Regions from separate parts of the Homo sapiens genome. Here all the other regions are linked to region 2. A link is a loop called in an ENCODE intact Hi-C map of the cell type or tissue named here. Cell type or tissue: PC-9. All regions are shown on one strand.

The links. A loop is a pair of places that touch in the nucleus more often than their neighbours do. Peaks named below come from ENCODE experiments on the same cell type or tissue, not always from the same donor. Only the 100,000 strongest peaks of a DNase experiment are listed, where the experiment ranks them.
Region 1: a loop joins it to region 2, with 6 times the contacts of the local background. A loop is called at or near these places in 74 of 110 quality-filtered maps.
Region 3: it touches region 2 in a loop (17-fold over the local background); 102 of 110 quality-filtered maps call a loop at or near these places.
Region 4: it touches region 2 in a loop (5-fold over the local background); 9 of 110 quality-filtered maps call a loop at or near these places.
Region 5: a loop joins it to region 2, with 9 times the contacts of the local background. A loop is called at or near these places in 22 of 110 quality-filtered maps.
Region 6: a loop joins it to region 2, with 5 times the contacts of the local background. A loop is called at or near these places in 20 of 110 quality-filtered maps.
Region 7: a loop joins it to region 2, with 7 times the contacts of the local background. A loop is called at or near these places in 30 of 110 quality-filtered maps.

Annotation. Positions count from the first base shown.
Region 1 is chr7:36,159,941-36,163,940 of GRCh38, forward strand. The region is part of intron 2 of EEPD1 (endonuclease/exonuclease/phosphatase family domain containing 1); the gene reads left to right. Among named protein-coding and RNA genes, the nearest start is that of EEPD1, 8.7 kb to the left of the region's middle. In PC-9, no CTCF peak of the experiment used is centred here; a DNase peak (open chromatin) is centred at 2,261; H3K27ac peaks cover 1,200 bases.
Region 2 is chr7:36,290,059-36,294,058 of GRCh38, forward strand. The region is part of intron 6 of EEPD1 (endonuclease/exonuclease/phosphatase family domain containing 1); the gene reads left to right. Among named protein-coding and RNA genes, the nearest start is that of MATCAP2, 75 kb to the right of the region's middle. RefSeq lists a silencer at 1,982-2,276. In PC-9, CTCF peaks have their summits at 1,580 (motif pointing left) and 1,782; DNase peaks (open chromatin) are centred at 373 and 1,573; H3K27ac peaks cover 1,235 bases.
Region 3 is chr7:35,983,285-35,987,284 of GRCh38, forward strand. The region is part of intron 2 of LOC107986734 (a long non-coding RNA gene); the gene reads right to left. Among named protein-coding and RNA genes, the nearest start is that of EEPD1, 170 kb to the right of the region's middle. RefSeq lists a silencer at 1,992-2,041. In PC-9, a CTCF peak has its summit at 2,071 (motif pointing right); a DNase peak (open chromatin) is centred at 2,097.
Region 4 is chr7:36,045,916-36,049,915 of GRCh38, forward strand. No RefSeq gene overlaps it. Among named protein-coding and RNA genes, the nearest start is that of EEPD1, 110 kb to the right of the region's middle. In PC-9, a CTCF peak has its summit at 1,512; DNase peaks (open chromatin) are centred at 676 and 2,386; H3K27ac peaks cover 510 bases.
Region 5 is chr7:35,914,821-35,918,820 of GRCh38, forward strand. It overlaps a transcript of SEPTIN7 not described here. Among named protein-coding and RNA genes, the nearest start is that of SEPTIN7, 120 kb to the left of the region's middle. In PC-9, a CTCF peak has its summit at 2,353 (motif pointing right); DNase peaks (open chromatin) are centred at 621 and 2,341; H3K27ac peaks cover 664 bases.
Region 6 is chr7:36,035,025-36,039,024 of GRCh38, forward strand. It overlaps LOC105375233 (a long non-coding RNA gene), which reads left to right. Exons shown (of 4, transcript NR_187894.1): 4 at 828-1,229. Among named protein-coding and RNA genes, the nearest start is that of EEPD1, 120 kb to the right of the region's middle. In PC-9, no CTCF peak of the experiment used is centred here; DNase peaks (open chromatin) are centred at 1,727 and 2,417; H3K4me3 peaks cover 842 bases; H3K27ac peaks cover 2,313 bases.
Region 7 is chr7:36,126,708-36,130,707 of GRCh38, forward strand. No RefSeq gene overlaps it. Among named protein-coding and RNA genes, the nearest start is that of EEPD1, 25 kb to the right of the region's middle. In PC-9, a CTCF peak has its summit at 1,911; DNase peaks (open chromatin) are centred at 2,084 and 2,574; H3K4me3 peaks cover 1,471 bases; H3K27ac peaks cover 1,771 bases.

The DNA of each region.
Region 1 (4,000 bases), 130 kb before region 2:
TGTGGATTTGTAAGAGAAGACAGTGTGAATGCAGGGAACTTCCAATGTAGGCAGAACTTAGGGTTTATCTCACTAAAGGGAAAGGTGTGACTTTTGTTTTACAAGGAAGCTGGGCCCATTTTGGGTCTGATTCCAAGGTTCTTTGGGAGTTTGATGGTGTTGATTTTCCCAGGGGCTATCCATTCCTTTCTTACTCACTCATTCACCCATCCATCCATTCATTCATTCAGTTAGCAGATCTGTTTGGAGCTCTCACTAGGTACCAGGTTCTGTATCAGGCTCTGGTAATAAAGTGGAGAACAAGACAAAGTCCCTGCACTCATGGAACTTCTGTTCTAGGAGGAAAGACAAACAGGTCAACACACACATCAATCATTACAGATAGTGGTGCATGCTGAGGGTGATGGAGGTGAGGTGAAGAGAAGCCTATTTAGATGGGGGTCAAAGAATGCCTCAGCTGAAAGCTGATGGATGAGAAGAAGCCAGGCACGGAAGAAGCCAGGGAAAAGAATGCTCCATGGAGGAATTGGCAAGTGCAGAGGCCCTGAGAGTGCTGGCTCCAGACAGAAGGCCAGAGTTCTAGAGTGGCGGGTGGGTGGGGCCGCAGAGCAAGGCCAGGCCAGATCAGGTGGGGCCTTCAAGACTTCTTGTAACAGCAGGAGGAGGCCACAGAAGGTTAGAAGCAGAGGCTGAAGAAATGACCTCTTACCAGATAGTCTGACTGCTGGGAGGTGGTGGGGGGCGGGGCGTGCATGGAGAGGGTCCTGGGAGTTGAGTGAAGAAGCTGTTGCAGGATTCAAGCTAAAGGCAATGATCTCTGGGGAGATGGGGAAGTGGGCAGAGATGAGAAGCCTTTTAGAGGTAAAAACTGGCAAGACTTGCCTATATTGTGGATAGTGTGAGATTCAGCAGGTAGCTTGTTTGAAATGCTCTGAGGTTTCTATGAGATAGGTGCAGAGGCATATATAATAAGAAATCCTGGGGCTGACACACATGCCTCTGTATTATTTTAACATGATGCAAGGTGTTCACCTTACCCTTCCCCTCAGCCACAGCTGTGTCCTGGGTGTGGGGTCTTACTTAGGTCCATAGCAGATGGAGTATGAGGCCATGGTCTGCCCTCAGCAGATGGGGCATCTGACAAGGCCACATATTCTCTTCAGCATCAATGACAAATGGACCCAGGGCTTGCTCTGGGGACTTTAGGTGACTATTTCTATCAGGAGAGGTTCGCATACATTCAGTTCAACATTGAGCAGCTACTTTGTGCTTACTACCTGATGAGGTCAGAGGCATGGGCGCAGGAAGACCCCACTTTGTGGTCGGGGGCTCACCGTCTCAAGGACATACACATTCAGCAGGTATTTCCAGGATGATGTGTGGGATGAGGGAGGATGTGAAGCTTGCTAAGAGACCTGAGAGCACAGGGACTTGGTCGCTGTCTGCTTGGCTCTGCAGGTATGTGAGACCTCAGCATTCGGTCAGGGATGAAGGGAAAGGACCAAGTCAGGTGGATGGGTGGTTGGAGTCTGAGAGGAAGGAGTGTAGTGGCATAGTGACAATTGAGGCTGAAAGTCAGCATCCACCCTCCCCCATGCACACACACGGCTGAGGAGGGGGAGGTCCGGGCCCTCCACTGAGGCTTATGATCCAAAATACTCAGACAGGAACATGGCAGCCTCCCACACAAGGCTCCTCACAGTGAGAGAATCCGGTATACAAATGCCAAGCTTATAAGCAGGAAGGTGTGTGTCATTTTAATTTCAAAATGACCTTCCCCAGCCTGGGAAACATAGCAAGACCCTATTGCTACAGAAACTTTAAAAATTAGCTGAGTGGGGTAGTGCGTGCCTGTAGTCCCAGCTACTCAGAAGGCCCAGAAATTCAAGGTTGTGGTGAACTGTGATCATGCCATTGTTCTCCAGCCTCAGTGACAGAGTGAGACCCTGTCTCTCTCAAAAAAAAAAAAAAAAAAATTACTCTACCTTACAAAGGATTTTATCCCAGAATTCCCTAATAACAATCAGTGTCAGTAACAAATAAAATGATAGATTTTACTGAAATTCTATTTGCTCATCATGGACATCCTGGTTTGTGTGTGGTAATTTATACCTGGGTAGAATTTCACACTGATGACTTCTCATATCATAACATCCAGGAAATGCCACAAAAATGTCCTGCTCTACCTGACAGGCTGTTAGTCCTCATCAAATATTTAGGAATCTTAGCAGCTTCCTCACCCTCCTTCTCATGAGTGTTGTACACATGCCAAAGTTCTTATGTAATGTCTTGATTGACAGCAGCCAAATTGCTGAACTCAAGTGGCTGGGAACCCTGGAGAGGTGTGCTCAGAGTAAACATTTCATTATAAAGGGAAGTGTGGAATCCTTCTTGCAGACTCTTGAATAAAGAAAGCCTGGGTTGGCTGGGCACGGTGGCTCACACCTGTAATCCCAACTTTGGGAGGCCAAGGTGGGTGGATCACTTGAGCCCAGGAGTTCGAGACTAGCCTGGGCAACATGGTGAAATCCCATCTCTACAAAAAATACAAAAATTACCCAAGGTTGGTGGTGCACACCCATAGTCCCAGCTACTCAGGAGGCTGATGTGGGAGGTTAGCTTGAGCCTGGGAAGTGGAGGTTGCAGTGAGCTGAGATTGTGCCACTGCACTCCAGCCTGAGCACAGAGCGAGACCCTGTCTTAAAAAAAAAGAAAAGAAAGAAAAAAAGAAAAACCTGGATTTTCTTTACTGACTACAATTCCCCAACTAATATTGATTTGTTGTTTGTTTCCAACGAGCCCTTGTTTCCTGTGAATTCTATTTTGGTTCAGCCGTTACCTGATTAAGCTGTTAAGCTGGGCCTTAAATTGTTTTACCTAGAGGCTGCTGTATACTCCTGAAATGCAGTGCTTAAGCGACAGTACGTTGTTCCCATTGCCACATTTAAGGTTGCACATGCTTTGGATGTTCTACGGATCTGAAGTCTTGTTTGCTCACCCCAAAACTGGAGAATAAAACTAGTACTTTGTCTTTTTCAGCTTATGCTAAAAGTGGGAGGTCTCAGGTGGGTTGTTGTTTTTTAAAAAATATCTATCCAATATCCTGTTTAAAAAAAACACTTCTCTAGAGTATATTTTCTGTTAAGCAAATTCAGTCTAATTTTTTTTTTAGCAGTTTATGTTTCTTGAATGGGAAAAAGCCAATATTTGGGTGACATTAGGCCTTGGTCTTAACTGCCAGTGGTCTCAGGGCTCCTTCCTTCCTTTCTTGGTGGGCAGCCTCTGTGGCTTCAGATTATTGTGTTGTTTTATGGGTAGGTTTTTTTTTTTCCTTTTCAAAGTGATTCCCAATCTTTTAAAGTTTTAATTTGAGGACTCATTTCAGATAGCAAAATACTTCATGTCCCTCTACTCTCCCTTACTCGATGGTGTACTTTTAGTGTCCACTTGGTGGTAGAGGTTGTGCTAGAACAAAAACAATGATAATTAACACTGACAGTTGCTGTGGCTGAGGGCCATAGCTAAGTTACAGATACAGAAGAGATGGCTCAGCGAAGCTGAGAAATTTTACTGCTTTCAGAGGGTGGAACTTGGTTTATAATCCAAAGTCTTTGCAGTTAGACTCCAAAGTTTGATGATAAAAAGCTCTTCTGTTCAGGCTGGGCGCGGTGGCTCATGCCTGTAATCCCAGCACTTTGGGAGGCCGAGGCGGGCGGATCATGAGGTCAGGAGATCGAGACCATCTTGGCTAACACAGTGAAACCCTGTCTCTACTAAAAATAAAAAAATTAGCCAGGCGTGGTGGCGGGCACCTGTAGTCCCAGCTACTCGGAAGGCTGAGGCAGGAGAATGGTGTGGACCTGGGAGGTGGAGCTTGCAGTGAGCCGAGATCATGCCACTGCACCCCAGCCTGGGGGACAGAGCAAGACTCCATCTCAGGAAGAAAAAAAAAAAAAAAAAAGCTATTCTGTTCAGTAATGCTTCTCAGAGTAGTTGTATT
Region 2 (4,000 bases):
TGTCCACCTATAGTTAGACTCTGATCTGTAAAATGGACAACTTGATAGCTTGTCACATCTGTGGACATTACTATTGTTCTTGATCTCAAACTTTTTGTGGAAGCAGAAAGGAAAGATGCCAGCTCATAACTTCTTTGACAGCCTTAGGCAGTCACCATCCCCCCACCCCACCCCTGGTATCCAGGGAGTAGTCAGGATTTTGGCAGAAAACCTTGGGCAGGTTATGTTCCAAATTGCCAAGGTACTATTGACCCACAGCCTGGCTTGGCCTTGACTCATCCAAGTAGGGACAATGACTCATGCTGCCTGTGTCCCCTGCTTGTAACTAGTACCCAATTAATTATTAACTGGTGACACTCCAGACCCAGGGGTTCAGGAAGCAATTCAGCCTGCCCAGGTCTAACAAGGGTAGACAAGTCAGCAGAGGGGTTCAGCTAAAGCAAAGACAAAGCCTTCATTCCACAGCTTCTATCAGAGCAAACAGAACCGATGTGGTTAGCAAGCTCCGGGCCTTTCTGCCTTTGTCTGGAACGTGCATGCAGGCTGACGTCAGTGGGGATATGCCAGTCCCCTAGTGGAACCTTCTTCCCTCAGACCTCACCAGGACTTGGGGACAGGGTCTCCCTCTGTGAACTGAGCAAGAGTGAAACAGGGTGTGTAGTAACTCTTGACATCTTGGCAGATGGTCCCTCAGTGGGGACTGGTTCCTGTAGTTGTCATTGGCGTTTTATAAATCTAGAGACTCTCTGAGGAAGTCAGCCCAAAACGTTCTCCCCTCACTGCTGGGAATCAAGGGAGCGACAAAGGAGCCCAGCCCAGGTGGGTGGCTTTTTAGGAAGATAACTCAGGCTCCTGCGCATCTACCTGTGGATTCTCAGAAGCAACAACTGCCTTGATGTCATCACCGACGCGGATTCAATCGGAAGAACATGAGTTGTAAGAAATCCGATGTGCTCATTCAAAAAGGGAACCGTTGTCACTCCTGAAGCTACACAGAGCTGGCTCTATTGACCCTTGACACCAGCGTCTCTCCTGGCTTTAGAATTGTCTTTTTCAGCCCAGACCTTTGCAGGCCTGCATCCCAACGAAAACCTCCCTCATTATATGGGAACTTTGTTTTCTTTGATATTCAATGAATGTAGCATCTTTCTCTTTGTTCCTTTCCAAATCAAACTGCACCCTAATTCTGGGACATTTGTGGTTCCGCTTGTCTGTTGCTCACATATTTATTGAGTGCCTGCTGATGCACTTGGTGTCGCAGTGGACAGCAGCCACTTCCGTGTGGTCTTCCATCCTAGCCCTTTGTGGTGAGCCCTGGATTTGAGGCCTGGCCTGGTGACTTTGGACAAACCTTCCCACCTCTGGGAGCCTGTTTCGTACCTGCAGAAGGGAGATGGTAACAGCACCTGCCCCATGGGTCGTGGCTGTTAAGTGCGGTGCTATCGAGGAAGTGGTCAGCACAGTGCCATGACTATTATTCAAGCTGGCACTGATTTCTCCATGGTGTGGGTGGCCCTGCAGGAGAGGCTTCCTTCCATCCCACCCATTGTCCTCACTCCTCCTAGAGGAGGGCGCCATCTGCAATGCACATGCGCCCTCTGGTGGTGGCCTGAGTGGCTTCCCTTCAGATTCCTTTCCCTGCAGTTGTTATTACGGAAGCACACCCGTGGCCAGGAAAAAAAGATTTGCCAAGTGTCGTGGATACATTTATGACTTCGTTTATGAACTGCTTTCCCTAAAGCCTCCTTCACAAGGTGTGGCAGAAATGCCACCTCCTGCTGTGGGACAACAAGGGTCAAGCAGAGCCCAGGGGAATCCCGCAGAGCCCAGCTGGGGGGCGAGTGTTCTTTCAGGATTTCTACTCGCTTTGCTTGGAAAATACTTCATAACTATCCCACTTCCTCTAGGGTAAATCAGACTGTGGGAGAAATGTCTAAAATGCTTTAGGAGAAAACCTTTCCCCCTTGGCCCTGAAATCACTTTGTAGTTCTTATGCACACATATTTAACTTCCACTGTGTGTCTCTCCCTGACAAACCTGTGAAGCTGTATCAGGAAACTGATCAGGAAGGGGGCCCACGCTACATGTGAGTGCCCCGTGCCAGGCGCTTCTGGCGGCTCCTCTAATCCTGACACCAACCTGGGAGGAAATGGCTTGTTCTTTCCCTTTTATAGACTAAAAGGCTTGCCCAAGGTCACGAAGCTGGGAAGTGACAAACTTCAAATTCCACACTCAGAGTCATCCAGCTGTTTTCTCTTAGAACCGGGGCCGAGAACCACTGTTTTCTTTCTTTCTTTTTTCTTTTCTTTTCTTTTGTTTTGTTTTCTTTTCTTTTCTTTCTTTCTTTTCTTTCTTTTTCTCTCTTTTTCTTTCTCTCTCTCTGTCTCTCCCTCCCTCCCTCCTTGTCTTTCTCTCTCTCTCTCTTTCTCTCTCTTTTTCTCTTTCTCTTTCTCTTCTTTCTTTTCTTCTTTGACAGAGTCTCACTCTAGCCGAGGCTGGAGTGCAGTGGAGCCATGTTGGCTCACTGCAACCTCTGTCTCCCGGGTTCAAGCGATTCTCCTGCCTCAGCCTCCCAAGTAACTGGGATTACAGGCGCCCACCACTATGCCCAGCTGATTTTTGCATCTTTAGTAGAGATGGGGTTTCACTATGTCGGCCAGGCTGGTCTCAAACTCCTGACCTCAGTGGATCCCCTGCCTCAGCCTCCCAAAGTGCTGGGATTACAGGTGTGAGCCACTGTGCCTGGCCTAGAGCCACTGTTTTCTGATATTCTCCTGTGTCAGGTTTTGTTTCATTTTCAGCCCCTCTGTGACCACTCTTCCTCCTAGCTAATTTGGATTCATAAGTCGAAAAGAGGACTTGGAAGAATAGGACACAAAAGTGTCACTGTTTTCAGAGAATATGATTGTTGGTTTGTTACACCTAAAGTTAAAAAAAAAATTATTCCCAGTAAGAGAATTAAGAAAACTGCCTAGTTAAAAAGTTAAAATAAAAAATTAGTCCTTTTGATATATATCATTAGTAACCTGTGGAAATAAAAAAATTTAAAAATAACCATTAGAGAAAATATAATGGGATAAAACAAAGATCCCATTCATAATAAAAATCAAAAATATAAAATACTTAGAAATGTGGTGGTAAAGTGAAGAAAATAATAAGACTTCAGTGAAGAATTTTTTTAATAAATACTTCAATCAATGGAGAAACATGGCAAAGTGTTCTTGGGTGAGACGTGTTAACAGTTCGAGGTACCCGTCCTTTCCATGTTTCCGTGTAGTTGACTGCACCAGGTCTCAGCAGAGCTCTTTAATATTCTAGTTGTGGTTCCCATACCTGGCTGGACATGCAATCCCAGAGAGCTTCAGGAAATGCTGAAGACCAGGCCACCGGAGATGCTAAATCAGAATCTCTACAGGTGGAACTCCAATTTCTGAGAGTGGGACTCAAGCATTAATATTTTTATGAACTCCTGATGCCCCAAGGGCTTTTTGTAGAGCTCCCCGGCTCCAACTTCAGTCAGATAAGCTCCACTTTTACCCACTCTACTTTTGGGGCTTCCTACAGGATCTCATTTGAGAAAAGGAACACCCCCACCCCATACATTTTAAAAAGAAAAAATGTTTAGCCGGGCGCCATGGCTCATGCCCGTAACCCCAGCACTTTGGGAGGCCAAGGCGGACAGATCACCTGAGGTCAGGAGTTCAAGACTAGCCTGGCCAACATGGTGAAACCCCATCTCTACTAAAAATACAAAAATTAGCCAGGCGCAGTGGCACACATCTGTAATCCCAGCTACTTGGGAGGCTGAGGCAGGAGAATCGCTTGAACCCGGGAGGCGGAAGCTGTAGTGAGCCGAGATCGTGCCACTGTACTCCAGCCTGGGCGACAGAGTGAGACTCCATCTCAAAAAAAAAAAAGTTTCAAAACTTCTTATTTGAAGCACATCCATCTCCAGGATGTACTGATAAGAAAAAAAAAAGTAGGAATTGATAGGTAAAGT
Region 3 (4,000 bases), 310 kb before region 2:
TGGAATGCTCTTTAGCCTTAAAAAATGTGAGTCTGATGCGTGCTGCCAGGTGGGTGAACTGGGAAAAACTTAACTAAAAGTGAAAGAAGCCAGACACGAAAGGACAAATACTGCATGAGTTCACAATGAAATATCTAGAATAGGCACATTCACAGGGACAGAAAGTAGGTTATGGCTTACCTGGGGCTGGAGGGAGAGGAAAATAGAAAGTTATTGCTTAATAGGTACAGAATTTCTGTTTGGGGAGATGTCATGCCTGCTACTGAATTGTAAGTTAAACATTGGTTACATGGCAAATTTTATATAATATATTGTTTCCCATAATTTAAAAAATAGTGAAAACCCATTGCGTTTACTCCTCTACCTCCCATTCACCTCTTTTAGGCCAGGGGCAATTGAATGACTTAACTGGAGTCATGCAAATGGAAGGCACAGGATTTGAGCCCATCGCAAACCCAGCAGGACCAGTGAGGCACAGCGTCCCTCTGAGCAGCCAGCAGGCGCCTGGGCCTGGAGGGGCTGCACCCTCACACCCCCTCACATCCCTGGGAACACCATAGGTTACTCATCAACTTCCTCATTCTTCTCCCTGTGCTTTCTTTGGCCTGGGCCTGGTCTGGGCCTTAGGGTGCTGGTCCCAAGCTTCCCCAAGTCAGGGAGTGACGGGACTATTCTAGAATCCCATCCTGTCTGTTCCCTGCCCAGGTCAGCACAACAAGAGGGAGACTCTGGTAGCTTCCCAGAGACCCCTCTCTCCTCCTTAGCAGGTGGGGGCAGGAGTCAGGCCAACGTGGTCCCCTCATCTCCAGGAACTTCTCCTGCTTCACTGCAGCCCCTGCCTGTGCCCTGTCCCTCTGAAAGCACAAGCTCACTCTCCTCTCCCACCACTGGTCCTCACCCACTCCTGTCCTCACCTCAGGGCACCAGGCCCCAGGTCCCCACGCTTGGCCTCACCTCCCACCTCCTCAGATGTGTGCATTGCCCAACAGGCACATCAGATGCCGCTTAGGTTGCTAAAGCTTTGGGAGGCAAAAAGCTTGAAGTTTGATACTGTTTTAGAAAAAGACATCAAATCACTTATGGGAAACCAGGATTTGTTGACCTTCATTGCACCTGTGTAGAGTTTAAGCTGGTTTTTCTTTTGAATTGGATAGGTGGGTGGTGGTGGCGCTCATCTTGCAGGGCTGACAGCCCCTATACATGTTGTTCTGGCCCTGGCCAGCCTGCATGCGGGTCAGTCCCTTCTCCAGCTTCTCACTTACTCTCACCAGGGCCTGAACATCACAGGGAGGCCAGGGCATGAGAAGAGCTGGAGAGAGGAGAAGGTGGGAGAGCCCTTCAGTCTGGAGTTTGCTGACTGTGGGATGGGGTGCGGGGCAGAGTGCAGGGCACAGATGGGAATGCTGGGGAGGGGTGGGACTGGGCCAGGGAGAAGCACAGGGGATGACAGATCACCCTAGGGGTTCCCATTTTGGATAGTGGTCAAGGACCACAGACGGCATCAACTCCCTGATGGCTACAGAGGGGGAAGATACAGGCCTGTCCTCAGAACATCAGCCTGGCCATTGGAAGTGGAGCACTGGATTAAGAGTCCCCAGTGACCTCATCATGTCCTTGATGGATGTGGGACCTCTCTGGAGAAAGGCAGTGTCGGCTTGGGTTTGACAGACACTCATGGAAGGACCTCCATGGGTTGTGACTGCACACACTGGGCTCACCATGCTTATTTTGACCACATGGACAGCCTGTTGGTCCCAGCTACTCAGGAGGCTGGGACAGGCGGATGGCTTGAGCCCAGCAATTCAACTCCAGCCTGGGCAAGACCCTATCTCTCAAAAAATATAAATAAATTAATAAAAATATGTCAACACTGTCTGGTAGGTGGTCTGGTTATGGGAATGGGGGTGTGAGTGGAGGCCTTTGAGGCCCCTCCCTGTGCCCTGTCGCCTTCTGTCCATTTAGAGGAGTGTGTATGTGAGGAAGATGAGGCAGAAGAAGCCAAGTATGGGCCCCGACTCCCCTATCAGGTGGGAGAGCTGGGGACATAACTCCCAGTGGGCACCAGGAGGCAGTGCAGCCCCAGCATCAGGCCCTTCCCACAGGGGAGCCCTGGCTTCAGCAGCTGCAGAGGCAGTAAACTCCTGGGGCTAGATCAACGTTTTTGGATTTTAAGAAGTAAAAGACGTTTTGAGGGTCATGAACTTGGTGCAGGTCTTTGCAGTACCAGGTGGACAAACCTCATCTGGGGAAAAAATCGTGAGACCAGGTTCTGCTCTCCAGCTCTGATGAGAAAAGCAAGTTTTCCCTCCTCTCTTTGCCACAGTTTCTCTACTTATCAGATTGAAATGGTGTCTTCCCCACCTACTGCTCAAAGATCTCTCGTGCCATTGATGTGAAACACTTTTCCCATGTTCAAGGTGGCTGGCCTAGTCATTGGCATCCCTGTGGCAAAGAAATGTACCAACGTTATGCCTTTACAAATGGATTCATAAAGAGTCCGTTTTTTTTTTTTCAGGCTGGGCACGGTGGCTCAGGCCTGTAATCCCAGCACTTTGGGAGGCCAAGGCGAGAGGATCACTGAGGTCAGGAGTTTGAGACCAGCCTTGCCAACATGGTGAAACCCTGTCTCTACTAAAAATACAAAAATTAGCCTGGCGTGGTGGCACGCACCTGTAATCCCAGCTACCCAGGAGGTTGAGGCACGAGAATCTCTTGAACCCAGGAGGCGGAGGTTGCAGTGAGCCAGGATTGTGCCACTGCATTCCAGCCTGGGTGATAGAGTGAGACTCGGTCTTAAAAAAAAAAAAGTCTGTTTTTTGGAATTAATTTTCCGTAGATGGAAAGATGCAGCAGATGCGTGATGCTCTGGCTTCCATGGCCACAGATGGCCCGGAACAGTCACTAGCTAGTTTGTCCTCAAAAGAAGTGAGACCCGCAGAGAGTCAAAGTCATCAAACCTGGCCTGCAGGAGACCTCAGCAGCACCTGGGAGCCTCTCAAGTGCAGGGGTGGGGGACAGTCTGTGGCTATCCACTGCTGAATGTCCACTGCTAGGGCCTTCCCTTTACTAGAAGTTTCTATCGCTAAAAAGCAACAATCTCTCAAAGTGAGAGGAGGGAGAAGAAGGATATGAATTTCTGCGTGGCCAACCTGACAACATTTTCTGAAAGAGCTTGGGTCTGTGCAGTCTGAGGAAGGCAGTGAGGCCAGCACAGGACAAGACAACCACAGGATGAATTCCTAGAGCCAGGTTTTGAGCACATCCCCTGGGAGGGGCAGGCAATGCATGCTGGAATAATCCAGTGAGGCCATACTTGCTTACTGAGAGGAAGACTTTGCAGGTAGATGCGACTTTCTAATAGGGCATCAGGTTCTAAAAGTCTATTCCGCCCAGATAATTTATATGAATCTCAACCATGTGCATCAGGTAGGTGCCAGTTCTCACTCGATCCTGAGAAAGTTCCCTAACTTGTTTTTTTAAGAGTCAAATTTCTTATTTGGAGAACACGGATGATTGTCTCTACCTCATGGCATTGTGGTGAAGATAAAATGAGATTATATCTACCAAGCGCCTAGCAGAGCATGTAGGATGCAGTATAAGCTCAGTAAATGTTAGTGTGGCAGGTTGCTGGGTGAGCGACTGTGAAATTTTGGTTGTTTAGTTCAGGGGTCTTTGTTTAAGTGCTTCTGGTAATCCTTGTTGGGTGGGGGCAGAAGAGTGGGTTTGTGGTTTATTAGGGAAAAATGAAAGGTATTTTCCTTCTTCCAGGAAAAGAGCCAGACTTTCCTGTTCAAGGTCTTGACCCCTGTTCCAGCCCCACTTATAGCCAAAAGTAGGAATGAAGATGGCCTTGTGGTTTTAAGGCTGATGCCCTGTCATGGCAAAAAGAGGCAGAACGGATGCCTTGTGTTGTGGAGACTCGAAAAGGGGTGGTGGCCTGAGGCTGTCATCTGTCTCCTGAGGACTGGAGAGAGCCAGCCTTCCCTTCGGCATGGCCTCT
Region 4 (4,000 bases), 240 kb before region 2:
GAGGAGACAGGGAAGGAGAGGGTAGTGGGAGTGGCTTTCACTCTATCGCCCCTTGCTAGTCACTAAAGTGGCTAATCTCAGGCCATGCTTGGTGCAACTGAGTTTCTAATTTTGTAGGGTTGAAACTGGTGAAGGGACTGAACTTTGCACTGGTGTGATGTGAGTGAAACTAAGAGGAAGGACTTACTGCGACTGGAGGGGCAGAAGGCCTTGCTGGAGCCTGCATTATAATTACCTGCAGCCACATCTGCCATCCCATTAGCACTTCCAAAAGCCACATGAGGCCCTCCTCAAGAGTCTGAGCTGCAGAGAGACATTTAAATAGGCTTGACCACCTGGAGCCAGTCACCAGATTATCATCCAAGACCAGCAAGCAGGGCTGCCTCCATTCTTGTGAGCCTGGGCCAATCAGAGCTCTTTCTGCTTTGAGTCAAGACTTCCTCCAGATACATTTAAAGTGAGCTCCCAGTTCACCGCAGAGCCATATAGAACATGCTGTTTGGGTTCGAATCAGGGCTGGAGTGTTTAATTCCTTTAGATATACATACCAACTTTATTCCAAGGGCATCAAAGAGCCCATTAAACATTCATTATCTGTGCCCTCTCAAAACACCAGCTCAAGGCTTATCCCACCATTGCATTCCCTGGTGACCACAACCTAGTCCCAGTTACTGTGATTGGTGAGCACTTGGAATCCTGGTTTGGCCACTTTCTAGTTGAGTAGCCTTTGATGAGTTACTTGACCACTGTATACCTATATTAATTTTCTCAACTGGAAAATGAGTATAATATGTATTACCACTTTGGATTGATTAATTAAATATGGTAATATGCAAAAAGTGTCCAGAAAATGTAACATAGAGTTGTCCTTAAGGAATGACAAGTTTTCTTGTTTGTTTTCTTTTTTCTGCTATTTCCAAAAGAAATCCCAGGTAAGTTTTTTTTAAATCTGAAGAATCTCAAACGATGAATTTTATTATGTAATTATTATGTAATTAAATTAGCTGATATCCATCTACTATTCGCAAAACAAACAAATTTGATAAAGTATGAATTCACCAATGAACTATTTAAAGGTTTGTTTATTTAACTAAAACTTATTTTTGCTCTAAGGATTCTTCTTTGTAACTCCAAAATTGCCTATAACCAATTTCATTCAGATCTTTCTAAACCATCACTTGTGGTTCGAATCAGGGCTGGAGCATGAGGGGGTCATGCTCCCAGGTAGAAGCAAGCACCTATCTACCTACTGCTCTCAGGGAAGCCTGAACCCAGGAAGCAAATTATATGCAGGTGTTTCAGGCTGAGATGTGAAGTATGCTGTTTATAATGTCAAAGTCTATTTTCCTGGGCTCAGGAAGATCTTACAGAGATTATTGTGGTGTAAACTGTATCTGGCTGGAATAGATGAGAGAGTCAGTAGGAGAGTCCTGGAGTTGGATAAGAAGGAGCTGGAGAAGTAGCTTCCAGTTCAGGGAAGGTAAGAACCAATGCAATATGGCAGCAGGATAGAGCTAAGTAAGACAGCCAGCAGGGAGCCCCTTGTGGCTGGATGTGGCTGACAGTCTGTAGGGGCACTGGGTGGAATCTAACAGTCAAGCGTTTCAGTTTTCCTCTTCTGCATTGTAATTCTCTTACATCACCCTAAGGCTTCAATAAAGTTGGTTAAACACAACTGTCTTGTGCTAATTATGATTTGAGAGAATAAAGGAAGGAACTCAGCCTACACTTAGGGATGAAGCTGACCTGGAAGAGGGGTCCCACACAGAGAAGCCTAGAGCATCAGGGCCGGGCACAGTGGCTTATGCCTGTAATCCTAGCACTTTGGGAGGCTGCGGTGGGAGGATAACTTGAGGCCAGGAGTTCGAGACCAGCCTGGCCAACACAGTAATATGCCGTCTCTATTAAAAATACAAAAGTTAGCCGGGCGTGGTGGTACACGCCTATAATCCCAGCTACTCCAGCCTGGGTGACAGAGCGAGACCCTGCCAAAAAAGAAAAGAAAAAGAAAAAAAGAAACAAAAGCCTAGGTAGGGGAGAAGCCTGGGGCCACTCACAGAGAGAAGGGACAAGCAAACCCCAATCTCAGACTTCCCATTTTTTCTTTAGGCTTTTCAGCCCCTCTCCCCATCAGTCGTGTCTTCTCCATCTCCCTTCTAATTTTATACTCTCTTTTATTCTCTCCTAGAATGAAGGCACTAAACACTAGACCTGAAACAACTTTGACAATATCTCAAAGCAAACTCTGGGCCCCTGTCCTCCCTCTCTGTTCATTCGTTGTGCTATTTGGAGCTGAACCAGTCCACGAGTCTACGCTGATTTTGCAAGCGTAAATAGTTGTGGTTCAAATAATCTTGCTCAATTTTTCAGATCTGGAGATTCTGCCATATAACTGTTCCAATGCCAAGAATTCATACCCCAGAGGCCTTCCTCTCATCATTTAAGATTTTCAAAAAGATAATTTCGCCTCAGTACTGGTTGCCAGATTGACAGCCTTAAAAACAAGAGGTGAAATTCAATCTCAATGGAGCTTGTGCCTGCTCTCTATTTTTAGGGAAAAGATTATTCACCCATATGGGCAGCTGGGAATAGAGCATTGCTGGGGGTGGTGTGGGGGAGGGTAGACATTTAAAGCAAACTTGACCCTAAATCTCCTGCCCTCAGTGGGGTGGGGGTGGGGAGTGTGGAGTGTGGAAGGAATAAGAATTGTCCCCAGGTTGGGAGGGGTGCAATGTAGGATTTCCCAAAAACCATTGTAAATTTTGCAGAATGATAAAAATATTTTTCTTTCTAAAAATAGCTCTCTCAGAAACCAGATGTCTGGATTTAATTACAGTCACTATGTATTGAGCATGTACCAAGGTACCAAGCCCCATTTTGGTTCTTTGCAGATATCTGGTACAACCCTGCTGCAAGCCCATAAAACAGGTTTGCTTCCCTATTTTCACTTGACAAATGAGCACACTGAGGGTCTGAGAAGGAATTCAAAGCCAGTGCACCACTTAACCCCAATCATTTCCAATTTTCTGATATCTCCCAGGCCAGAAGTTCCCAGACTTGGTTGCACATCAGAATAAACACACATTCCTGGGATCTACCCCAGACCTGCTGAATCACGATGCTCAGCTGGGGCAGGAAGTGATTGTAAAGTTCCGGAAGTGATTGTAAATTTCCCAAAGTGATTCTGATGCACAGCTGGGTTTCAGAATTGCTGTCCTAGAGACAGATGGGGACAGGTAATTCCAGGAGTGCACAAGGAACACCACCTTCAAGTCCTTTCAACCTGGGGCCTTAAGTGTCCTAGGCTACCTTAGGCTTCTCTGAGTTGCTCGATGGAGCTGTATTTCCTGTGACCTCAGAGCTGGCCCCTCTGGTTGGAAGGGTCCCCATGTAGCCTCTGCCTCTCCACATCTCAGCTCTAGGGGCACCTCCCTGTGGATGGCAGCCCTGTCCACCTGCACAGGGTGAGATGCCCTGCACTTTCTCAGACCACATCATGGGCTGTAGTTATACATTATGGGGATTTCAAAAATTCATGTTGGCCTCACCTGTTAGATGGTAAGCACTGTAAGGGCAGGGACTAATTCTACTTCACTCAGAATTGTACTCCTGAGCTTTATCCAGGGGTGGCACATTGTGGTAGCTCCTGTGTTTGAGTGAAGAAGGGAATGAGGAAACAAACTGGAAGGGTGGAGAACTAGGCATAGGAGACCCGGGTTCCAGTCCAGGTTTGTGCCAATTTGCTGCGTGACAATTTAGTGAGCCCCTCCTCCTCTCTGAGATTCCACCTCCTCACCTGATAAAAGAGGGGATGGATTAGACCTATTGGATTAAACCTAGATATCAAACTTGAGTAAGTGTCAGAGTTGCTTAGGGAGCTCCTGTAAAGGTGAATCCAAGCCCCTCCCCCAGGCAGCCTCCTTCAGCAGGCCTGGAGGGGCCATCTGCACTATTAATGGTCCCCAGAGATGCTGCTGCAGGTGGTCTCTGTGTGGTGGGG
Region 5 (4,000 bases), 380 kb before region 2:
TAGATATGTACGTGTGTGTATATATACATAAATATATGTATACATAGATATGTGTACATAGATATGTATGTGCACGTAGATATGTGTATATAGATATGTATTTGCACATATGTATATGCACACGTATCCATGCATACCTACATATATTTATGTACACATATGCATGCGTGTGTACACATATAATGTATGTGTACATATATGTATACATGCACGTACATATATGTATATATGTATATATACACAGATGCATGCATGTACATATATGTATATATGCGTATGTACACAGGTGCATGTATACATGTGTATATATACATGCATATACACATGTATACATGTGTACATATATATACACACATATACATATATGAAATAAAGGGGTGGGTCTGGCTAGTTATCTGCAGCAGGAACATGCCCTTAAGGCACAGATCGCTCATACACATATATATATATACACACACACATGCAAATGTTCACCCATGCACCTGCTCATACACACACACTTCTGGAATTGGGTAGGGAAGGAAGGACAGTAGGGACCAGGGACATTTTAGACTTATCTGAATTGTTTTCATTTTTTAACAAAGAAAACTTACGCAAGCATTAATTTTGCAATTAAAAGGCATTCAAACATTTTGCTGCAGGCACTGACCAATATCCCCTGTGAAATATCACTAATGTCATGTTACTTACCTCTGTTAATGTTACGAAATTACACTATTTCTGTTTTCTGCTTTCCTAGTTTCCTGTTGCACCGTTTTTCATCTCTGCATGGTTCCACTGTCATCTAGCTTTTTGAAAAACTCATTTTGTTTGCTCTCCTTCCAGGTCCTGGCTTCCTGTCCTGGCCATCCAATCATATCCACCGCAAACAGGCCTTGTTCCTCTGTCACTGCAGGCCAGCTCTGAACCGTCTCTTTTCTTCCACTGACATAGAAAGATGAGATGTGTCAGCACCCTTGCAAACATGAAAGCCTAGCCAGTGAAGTGCTGAGTGCTGGAAGCTTTGCCTGGGGCATGAACAGGTAGAGAAACTGCAGATTCTGTGTCAGATGAAGTGACTCAAAGGGACAGAATGGCCATCTTTGGACAGTTTAAGAGCTTTTATAAGGAAGAGGAATCAGAACTCACTTCATGTGGTGCATGGTGCCAAATCAACAAGATAAGTGTTCCCAGGAAGCAGATTTCAGCCCATCTCAGCTCACTTCAACCTCTGCCTCCCGGGTTCAAGTGATTCTCCCACCTCAGCCTCCCGAGTAGCTGGGATTACAGGTATGTGCCACCATACCCAGCTAATTTTTGTATTTTTAGTAGAAACGGGGTTTCACCACATTGCCCAGGCTGATTTTGAACTCCTGAGCTCAAGGGATCCACCCACCTCGGCCTCCCAAAGTGTTGGGATTACAGGCTTGAGCCACAGCGCCTGACCTATATGCGTATTTTATGTCCAAATTAAAAAGGACTATAAATAAATATGAGAGTCTTGTTATGTGTGCTGAAGTGTTTAGGGGTGAAATGTACTAATGCTGCAATTCATTTTGAAATGCCTCCAAATAGGATGGTTTGAGGGATGGATAGTTGAATAGATTATATGATAAACTGAGCATAATGAAATGATAATTGTAGACTTCAGGGGTGGGTATGGATGTTCACTGCAAAATTCTTTCAACTTTTCATTAAGTTTGAACATTTCTTAAGAGTGTTAATTCATTTATTTTTTAGAGACAGGGTCTTGCTCTGTTTCCCCGGCAGGAGTGCAATGATGTGATCCTAGCTCACTGCAGCCTCAACTCCTGGGCTCAAGGGATGCTCCCTTCTCAGCCTCCCAAGAAGCTGAAACTACGAGTGCGCTCCACTGCATTTGGCTAATTACCCAGGCTGGTCTCAAACTCTTGTCCTCAAGTGATCCTCCCACCTTGGCCTCCCAAATTGTTAGGATTACAGGTGTAAGCCCCACACCCCAAACGTTTTTATAATAAAACACTGAAGGGAAATTCTGATGCTGAGACCCTGCACTTACATCTGTTAATGAGATCTTTCCTCAATTAAATATGCTGCCATTGGAAATTGGTACATTTCTTCGTCAAGGGCAACAGTTTGTCAAGGGCAACATACACATATTCCTGGGAGAAGTGACACTGTGGGAGATTGTTGAGCTTTTTTACCCCTAAAAATGAACTTATCGGGGAATACGTTCATGATCTCTCCACAGGTTCTAATAATGAGGGGAGACCTGGGTTCTGCACCTGGCCTTGTTGTCGTGGTTACTGTTGCTTTCAGGCAATGGCACCTGTTCTCCAGGTGTGAGTCTGGACTTGTACTTGCTTTAGCCATATATGGCCACCAGAGGGCGCAGTTACCCCACAGTTGCCTGGAGCATCCACACCCCTCAAACTCACAGCTTGAAATGTCACCTGCAGCCGTCTGAGGTCATCCACGGTTATTTTCTTTTTCTTTTCTTTTCTTTTCTTTTTCTTTCTTTCTTTCTTTCTTTCTTTCTTTCTTTCTTTCTTTCTTTCTCTCTTCCTTCTTTCTTTTTTCTTCCTTTCTTTTTCTTTCTTTCTTTTTCTTTCTTCTCTCTCTTTCTTCTTTCTTTCTTTTCTCTCTCTCTCTCACTCCCTTCCTTCTTTCCGTCTTTCCTTCTATCCTTCCTTCCTTCTCCCCTCCTTTCCCCTCCCCTCCTCTCCCCTTCCCGAAAGAGTTTCGCTCTTGTTGCCCAGGCTGGAGTGCTGTGGCACGCTCTCGGCTCACTGCAACCACTGCCTCCTGGGTTCAAGTGATTCTCCTGCCTCAGCCTCCCAGGTAGCTGGGATTACAGGTGCCCGCCATCATGCCCGGCTAATTTTTGTATTTTTAGTAGAGACGGGGCTTCCCCATGTTGGCCAGGCTAGTCTTGAACTCCTGACCTCAGGTGATCCACCCTCCTTAGCCTCCCAAAGTGCTGGGATGACAGGTGTAAGCCACTGTGGCTGGACATCCACGGCTATTTTCCTCATGCCTCACCTTCCCCTGTTGGTTCAGTGACCCTCAAAGGACAGAGCCTCTGTGCCATGGGCCCTTCCCCTGGATCTGTGCATTGTCTAATATGACTGGACCCTCCTCCTCACCCCTCATCCTGCCCCAGCTCCTCTGATGACATCATCGGCTCTGGAACTGCCACTCAGCCTCTTGCAAGAGGGTCCCCTCCCTCCGACCCCACTGTCCCCTCAGGACCCCAATTCCGCTGGCACCATCTGGTGCAGGGAGTCTTTTTTTTCTCCTATACCCCACATACCGCAGAATCTAAAGTAGGGTCTATATCCTCCATGCTTCCTGTGGTTGCGTCCAAGACATTTCTCTTCCAAAGGCAGCAGAGTCACCTGCTGTCCCTCTCGGTGACTGCTGTCTGCTGGTCTTCTGCTTACACCTCCTCATCCACTGAGGACTTGGGCTCTCAGTTGACAGTGTTCTCCATCATTCTTGTCATGTCGTTAGAGGGATTGCTGCCTGGCAACCCCTCTACATTCCCCAGGAGGTTTGCAACAGTGATTTCATACAAGACGTTGGCGTCGTCACCCACGTGGACATGCCAGGCTACTCCCTGAGGGCGTCATCACCCACGTGGACAGGCCAGGCTACTCCCCGAGGGTGATGTCACCCACGTGGACAGGGCAGGCTACTCCCTGTCTCTCTGGGCACCAGGACTGCTGCAGCTCCAGTGACCTTTTCCAGTGTGCCTCTCAGCCACCTCTCCCTGCCTGCGGTCACACCTGGGACCCTCCATCACCCAGAAAGGAGACTTCAGACAGCTCCCCACTGACCTCTCTCGTTCCAGAACTCTCCACTTGGCCTCATCACCTCACTGTCACTCTCTCTGTGTCCACTGCCTTCCTTAATCATCGTTCATAATTAAAATCAACTCCTGCAGGGCGAGGTGATTCACGCCTGTAATCCCAGCACTTTGGGAGGCCGAAGCGGATGGATCACTTGAGGTCAGGTGTTTGAGACCAGCCTGGCCAACATG
Region 6 (4,000 bases), 260 kb before region 2:
TGCACTCCAGCCTGGGTGCCAGGGCGAGACTCTGTCTCAAATAACAACAACAAGAACAAAACAAGCCTTCTATGTCTAGTTTCCATGTGGCTGTTCCCGCCAAGTTCTGCCTCTGCCTACTATCCTTGGGGTAAACCTCCACCCGGACAGTGTGCTGGGCCGGGGCACCCACCCTCTGGGAGCTAGGAGTGTGGGCTCAGGGCGCTCAGGGTTGCCCTCCCCTACAGAATTGTCATCAGCCCAGCAGGAATTGGCTCACCCAGGCACACCCACCACCTTCTCCAAAACCCAGAGCTAATGACTGACTGGCACAGGGTACAAAAGCCTGGCCCCTTTGTCTTCTGGTAAAGCCGACACGGTGCTGCGGTTCCTGCTCTGGAGCTCTGTAGGAAGGCTGAAGCTCGGCTCCAGCTGAGACTGCATCCCCTGCCTTCTCCTTCCTCCCTCACTCCCCTGGGCTTGAGAGGACCCCTTCAATAAATCAAGTGCACCGAATGCCTGCCTTGGGCTCTTGGGAATTTCTTGGGACTTGGCCCAGAGTTGACAGTCGCTGAGTTCTTGATCCAGGCTTCCCCGCAGACACTGTCTGTGTGTCTTGGGCTCCATGCTTTTGCTCTGGACCCAGGCCCCCAGATTCCTAGGATGGGAATAGGACCCAGGTTCCTGTTGGAATGAGACAGTTTAGGCAATGCTCAAATCGTGAAGCCCCCTAAGCCCTCACCTGACTCCCCCAGGCAGATGTTTGTAGCTCGCTGTCACCTGTCCTATCCTGTGAAGTGACTGCTCTGGGATTGACTTACTGCTCCTCTCTCTCATTTGGCCTTGAGTGCCCGAGGGGCAAAACTGCAGCAGAGTGGCTCCTGTATCCTCAGCACTCAACATGGACCCCGTTGTTGGTGTTCAAGAAACATTTGAGGAGCTGCACTTACTTGGAATGAGAAAAAGTTACACCCATGACCTCCAGGTAAAGCAGACAGCAAATGGCATAAGTGAAGGGCCCTGCAGCAGCCACAGACACAGGCCTGGGGAAATAGAGGATCCCAGATGGAAGAGCTGCCACTTACTGGGCACCGCCCTGTGCCAAACCCAACACCGTGTGCACTCTGTAGACTCTCATTGAATCCCTAAATCCTTCCGTGGTATGGATTATTATCTCCATTTTACTAATGAGGCCATTAAAGCTCAGAAGATTAAGTAACGTGACCAGTATAAAGTACAAGAAAATGACAGATTCCGATTTTTTTTTTTTTTTTTGAGACAGGGTCTCTCTCTCTCTCTCTCTCTCTTTCTCTCTCTGTTGCCCAGGCTGGAGTGCAGTGATCCAATCACAGCTCACTGTAGCCTTGACCTCTAGGTTCAAGCAATCCACCCCCACTCAGCCTCCCACATAGCTAGGACCATAGGTGTGCACCACCATGCCCAGCTCCTTTTCTTTTTTTTTTCTTTGGTAGAGACGGGGTTCTCACTATGTTGCCTGGCTGATCTTGAACTCCTGGACTCAAGCAATCCTCCCACCTCAGCCTCCCAAAGTGCTGAGATTACAGGCATGAGCCACTGCAGATTCAGATTTTGAGCACTTGTCTAGCTGATTTCAAAGCCTGTCCTCTTTCCACAATCAGGTCTTAAGTCATATCCTGAAGAGTTTGTCATTGCTCTTCCAGGAATCCGATCCCCACTGGACAGGCTGGGAAGGTCTGGGCTGCTAGTGGTGTTGCAGATAGACTCCCAGGCAGCTGATGGAGGTGTGGAATGAAGAGCGTGAGAGATAACAGAAGCAGGCATGGCAGTGCTACCCAGCAGAGCCATGTGACAGAGGCGGGGATGCTGCCGTGGGTTGTCCAGCAAATAGAGATGCCAGGCCTGAGGCTTGATTCTCTCAGACCTTCTGCCTCTGGCAGCAAGACTGCTGGACCCAGAGCTGTGTGACTTTCACCAGGTTCCATTTCTCATCAATGGGGGAGCAGGGTGACTGCACCCAAAGAGTGTCAAGGTTTTCTTCAGTTCTGAAAGTCCCCAGTTCTCAACCAGTGAAAGGTCTGACGTTTCCCATCCCTCTTTGCAAATCCTGGGCTGAAGACCAGGGATCCAAGTCCCTCAGCCCAGCCAAGGCGACAGAAAGCCTGACTTTCCCAGCCCTGAAAAGAGTTGACGGGCTGTTCTCTGGGCTCGCCTCGGCAGCAGCATTGACAAGGGCTGGGAGAGGGAGACTGGCACAGGAGCCTTCTCAAGTTGCTCCACAAAGGGCCTCTTTTTCCCAGGCACAGTGACAAATACTGCCGCTCCCTCTGGCTATAAAGGCCGGGGGTGCGGACAAGGTTCCCATGTCTGAACTCTTAAGAAAGTTGCAAGCAAAGAAAAAAATGTGTACGGGCTTTTGGCTGTGCTTTTTGACTTGATGCCAGATAGCCGGTGGGTTCAAAATTACATCACTATTGACTATCTGAGTTGTTTCTCTGTTTGACCTTCTTGGAAGAATGGTTACCTTGGCAACAGATGGTTATCAGTTCCTCAGCAATTTGTGCCAAGGAACAGTTTCCTGCATGCTGAAAACCAGTGGCTTAAAAGCTGTATCTGGCCGGCCTCACCCTCCCAGGTCTCTGAGCGGATTGTGCAGTAGGGACAGCCCTTGACTTACAATGTTTCCACAGATGATTTTTCAGCTTTATGATGGTGCAAAAGCAGTACATGCTCAGTAGAAATCATACTTCGAGTATCCATACAACCATTCTGTTTTTCACTTTCGGTACAGCGTTGAAGTTACATAAGCTATTCAATATTTTATTAAAGGCCAAGCACAGTGGCTCACGCCTGTAATCCCAGCACTTCGGAAGGCAGAGGCAGGTAGATCACTTGAGGTCAGGAGTTTGAGACCAGCCTGGCCATATGGTGAAACTTCATCTCTACTAAAAATACAAAATTAGCTGGGCGTGGTGGCACATGACTGTAATCCCAGCTACTCAGGAGGCTGAAGGAGGAGAATTGCTTGAACTCAGGAGGAGGAGGTTGAAGTGAGCTGAGATTGCGCCACTGCACTCCAGCCTGGGCAACAGAGTGAGACTCCATCTAAAAAAAGAAAAAAAGGAAAAAATTGCTTTATTATAAAAAGGGCTTTGTGTTAGATAATTTTGCCGAACTGTAGGCAAATGTTTTCTGAGAACGTTTAAGGTAAACTAGGCTAAGCCATGATGTTCGGTAGGTTAGATGGATTAAATGTATTTTTGACTCATCATTTTTATAACTCATGGTGCATTTATTGGGATGTAACCCCGTCATAAACTGAGGAGTATTTGTATTTAGAAATAGAGCTGAGTTTGACAGCCAACTTTGTCTGTTAGGCAGTGGGTGCCAGGCCAGTGGTGCTGGGATTTCCAGTGTCCCCTGCCTCCAGCAGTGGACCCAGCTGAGCCTCTGGGATGCTCTGCCCCTGGCACCGAAGGCTGCTTGGTGCCACAGGAGAATCTGATAGGAGACATCCAGGGCTGCTGAAGTGGCTGGGGTGTCAGAGGCGTTTGAATTAGAGCAACTCCATCTTGAATAAGGACTAGGTAAAATAAGGCTAAGACCTACTGGGCTGCCTTCCCAGACAGTTAAGGCATTCTAAGTCACAGGGTGAGACAGGAGGTCGGCACAAGGTCCAGGTCATAAAGACCTTGCTGATAAAACAGGTTGCAGTAAAGAAGCTGGCTAAAACCCACCAAAACCAAGATGGCAATGAGAGTGACCTCTGGTCGTCCTCACTGCTACACTCCCACCAGCTCCATGACAGTTTACAAATGCCATGGCGATGTCAGGAAGTAACCCTATATGGTCTAAAAAGGGGAGACATGAATAATCCACCCCTTGTTTAGCATATCATCAAGAAATAACCATAAAAATGGGCAACCAGCAGCCCTTAGGGCTGCTCTGTCTATGGAGTAGCCATTCTTTTATTCCTTTACTTAATAAACTTGCTTTCACTTTATGGACTTGCCTCAAGTTCTTTGTTGTGCGAGATCCAAGA
Region 7 (4,000 bases), 160 kb before region 2:
AAGGAAACCCAGCCCAGCTAGAATGGCCACAGCCATGCAAAGAACCCAGCAGCATTCACTTTCCCTCATCTCAGAGTTCCATGCTCCGTCCACTCACCCGATCTGCTTATTAAAGGCTCAGGCTTAACTTCTGGTGGTGTTCACGCCATGGTTTCTCCAACGCCTTGGCAGACAAGGCAGTAGCCTGCAGATGCTTCAGGGTCTGGATGTAGTGCAAGCCTCTTCATGAATGCCACTCCCTAGAACTCACTGGGTGTAAAAGTATCACTGCCTGATTGGTTTCATCAGCAATAATGTCCCCTGGCTTTGTCAATAGTCAGGGCTTTCACTTAGATGGGATCTCAGAAAATGTGGCTAAGTCTTTTGTTTCCAGAATCTCATCCACAGCACTCCCAACAGGCTCTCACCCTGCTTGTCACAGATTTTCATTGTGAAAATCTCCAGTGACAGTGAACTTACCACTTTCCACACAGCCCCCTCCACGGAGAGCTCTTGAAGAGAGCTGTTGGCCTCATCATATGAGATTTATAAATAGGCAGCTGTGGTACGAAACACAGAGGTTTAAGAACAGAGGGTGGAGCTCAGCCCCTGGTGGAAAATGACATCTGTGACTCACTCAGAAGAGCAGGTCCCTCTCAGCCTTTCTGCCACATGGAGCTGGGATGCCCAGAAGGAGCTCTCCTGAGGATGCCTCACTGAGGTGGGGTGAGGTGAGGCCTGATGGAGGCACCAGCATGGCCCATGAGCTCTAGAAGAAGGCTGGGCTTTGGGTGGGCACCTGAGCCAGCCACACCAGGAAGGGAATACTGCCTAGTGCAGCTGTTCTCAAACCTTATGGTCTCGAGAGCCTGCTATACCACTGAAAACCACTTGAGGACCCTAGAGAACGTTCCTGGATTACATCTACCAACATTACAAATTAAAACTAAACATATTCTTTAATATTTATTTGGTAATTTATTAAAAATAATGAAAATCAACACTTTTTGTTTTCTAAATTTAAAAAATTGACTAAGCATCACTTTTACATTTTTGTAAATCTCCTGAATGTCTGGCTTTCTAGAAGATTGCATTCCATCTGTTACACTATCACACATCACCCAGCCTCTGGAAAACGCCACTGCAGGCTCATGAGAGAATGGGGGAGAAACAGGCTAATCATATCTTAATATTATTGTGAAAATAGTTTTGACTTTGTGGATCCCCTGGAAAGGCCTCGGGAATAGCCAGGCCAAACTTTGAGGACCTCTAGCCTAGTGATTAAGAAAATGTATTTTGGTGTCAGATTGCCTGGATTCAAATTCCATTTCGGCCCCCCAGTAGGTGTTCAATAAATGTTAAATGCTATTATTATCATAACAGGGTACTCAGTGTATTCTCAATGGATTTTATTTTTCAAGCACAAAGTCTGGAATCCCCCAAAGAAGGATTCAAAACAGTGCCTCAATTTCAGTAATGAGCACTATAGGTTAATATTGTCGCTGTATAAATGTGTATCATTGTTGTTTCACATTTGCCTATAGGATTAGTATAGAATGAATCCTAGCAACAGCAGGCAACTTTGCTAAACATATCCACTCCCTGATCGGAGGACAAATGCATCCCCCACCCCCAACACTGTGAGCCCTTCGGCCAAATTTTTAAACCTCACTGAGTCTCATTTTGCCCCTTCTGTAAAATGAAGTTCATAATAATACCTGCCTCATAGGTTTGCCATGAGAATTAACAAAGATAAGGATAAAACATACACTTAGCCCAGCATCTACACATAATCAGCACTTGATAAATATTAACCAAAAGTTTTTTATGGCAGTTCTGAAAGCCACCACTAGGGCTCAGATATCTGGAATTACCACAAGGGTATTTGTTATTGATACAAAAATAACTCCCTGGGTGAGCCAACTGATGGGATTTTGGATGAGAATTACTGAATTATATTTCTGGAATTTTTGTTAGATGCCTGGGTCCTCAGAGGCAACATATACCAATGGTCCGCCTTCACAGACCCCTTTGGGAGTGTGCCTGTTCTTTGGACGCTGGCTGCACCGGCAGGCACACCAGGTTCCCACGGGCTGAGTCACACACTTGGCAGTTTTGCCGGCTCAATAAACATGGCTTTCTCATCTGCCAACTCTGGCGCTGTGATGAGCTCTGGCCACACTTTAAAGTATAGAAGGCTTTGTAGCCTCACCGTGCTCAGAGTACAAAGCCCTTCTAGCTGTGGACAGCCACAGCTTCTGGAACAAGGATGATGGAATTAGCAGCGAAGACATTAAAATGTTATTTTTAGCAGTGTTCCAAATCATTACGACTCCCCACCCCCCGTAATGTCCTCTAAATCCTTCCTGACAGTATATGTTTATTTTTCTTTCCTGAGAATTATTAATTGGTAACCCAACAGTTCAAATATAGTTTTCAGCTGGTTCCAGAAATTCATTTCTTCATCATAGCACTGTGACCTTCCATCATATGACTGGCCACTATCTACTTTGTGGTTGAGTCATTGTTGTTCAACAGCGCTACAAACATGTATTGAACTCCACCCATTTACCAAACACTGCACGTGGATATGAGGGTGGGCCACATCTGGGCCGGGCCCCGGGAGCCAGGTCTTGGGTGACATGGAGACAAATAGACAAATGCACAAATAAACAGCCGCAGTCAGTGGAGCATGTGCAGGGGAGGGTGGGGGACAGGGCGCTCGGCAAGGGCACCTGAGGCTGGCTCATTTTAGCATCAGGTTTCATTTCTAATGTCACCTCTGCCAAGATGTGCTCCCGCCCATCGTATTTGCAATAACCCCCTTGTCCCTGCACTCTGTCACATGGGCACATTTTATTTTTTTCACAGCATTTATCATTATTCAAACGTTTTATTGATTTGTTTACTTGTACATCACGTATCACCCCTACTGAGTAGACACCCAGTGAGCATTTGCTGAATGATCAGTGGAGTCTCTAAATGAATGAATGAACTACACACTCAGTAGATGTCAAATTAAATCATTATTCTAAATCACAAAGGCAATTTGGGGGGAAAGGTTAAAAATGGCTAATGTGATATATGTAATTACTGTCTCCAACGTATCAGAATTTTTCCATGAAAATATTGATCAGGGGTCTTCTATGACTACAGAGGAAAGTGGAGTTAAATTAACAAGAAGAAATTTTGAGGCATGGCCCTACATATTAGAAACATACATCTGAGTAAAGACTTCAGTTCTATAGACTTTGGGAAAAAGTGACCACATTATCCTTTTGGATGGTCGATCCCTTCACCTGCCTGAAGGCAGAAGGCTCAACCAAGTATAGGAGTCTATGAGGCCAGCAGAGAGTAGCCAGCCAGCCAAACCCCAAGGATGCCTCCAAGACCTGCAATCACATAGAGATACAGGTGTGTAGAACATATTTATTTGTAAATGCATATAAATACATGGACATATTTTAATATATTTACATATATGTACATACACCCACAAAAACAGAGAGTATAAATATTGGAGGCAGTTTAGCCAGTCCCACTGGAGCCACTGGGACCCCTGACAGGTAGCTCTCTCCTCTGTCCCAGTGTTCAGGTGCTCCTGCCATGACACACTCTGGAACATTCTTGCTACTAATAAACAGTGAGTTCATTAGCTGGCAAAAGTGCCATGTACATTTGGAGCATTATTGCAGAGTTGGGCCACTGTTCCATGTTTCCGGAGATTTATTCACCCAGGAAACATATACAGAGTCTCTATTGTGTGCCAGGCCTAGGCATGCAGAGAACTTGGACTAATGATGGAGACAGACAAGCAAATAACTGGCTGTGGTGCAGGATTGTACTGCTGAAGTCTGCCCAAGGAGTTAGGGGAGCAATATATATATTGCTTATATATAGAGAGAGGGTTTATATAGATACATATGCCTGGGGGTCTGGGGAGGCTGCTTGAAGCAGGTTCCATCAGCTAGAATTTGAAGGCTAAATCAGAGCTTCCTGGATGCAGAGTAGGAAGGGAGGG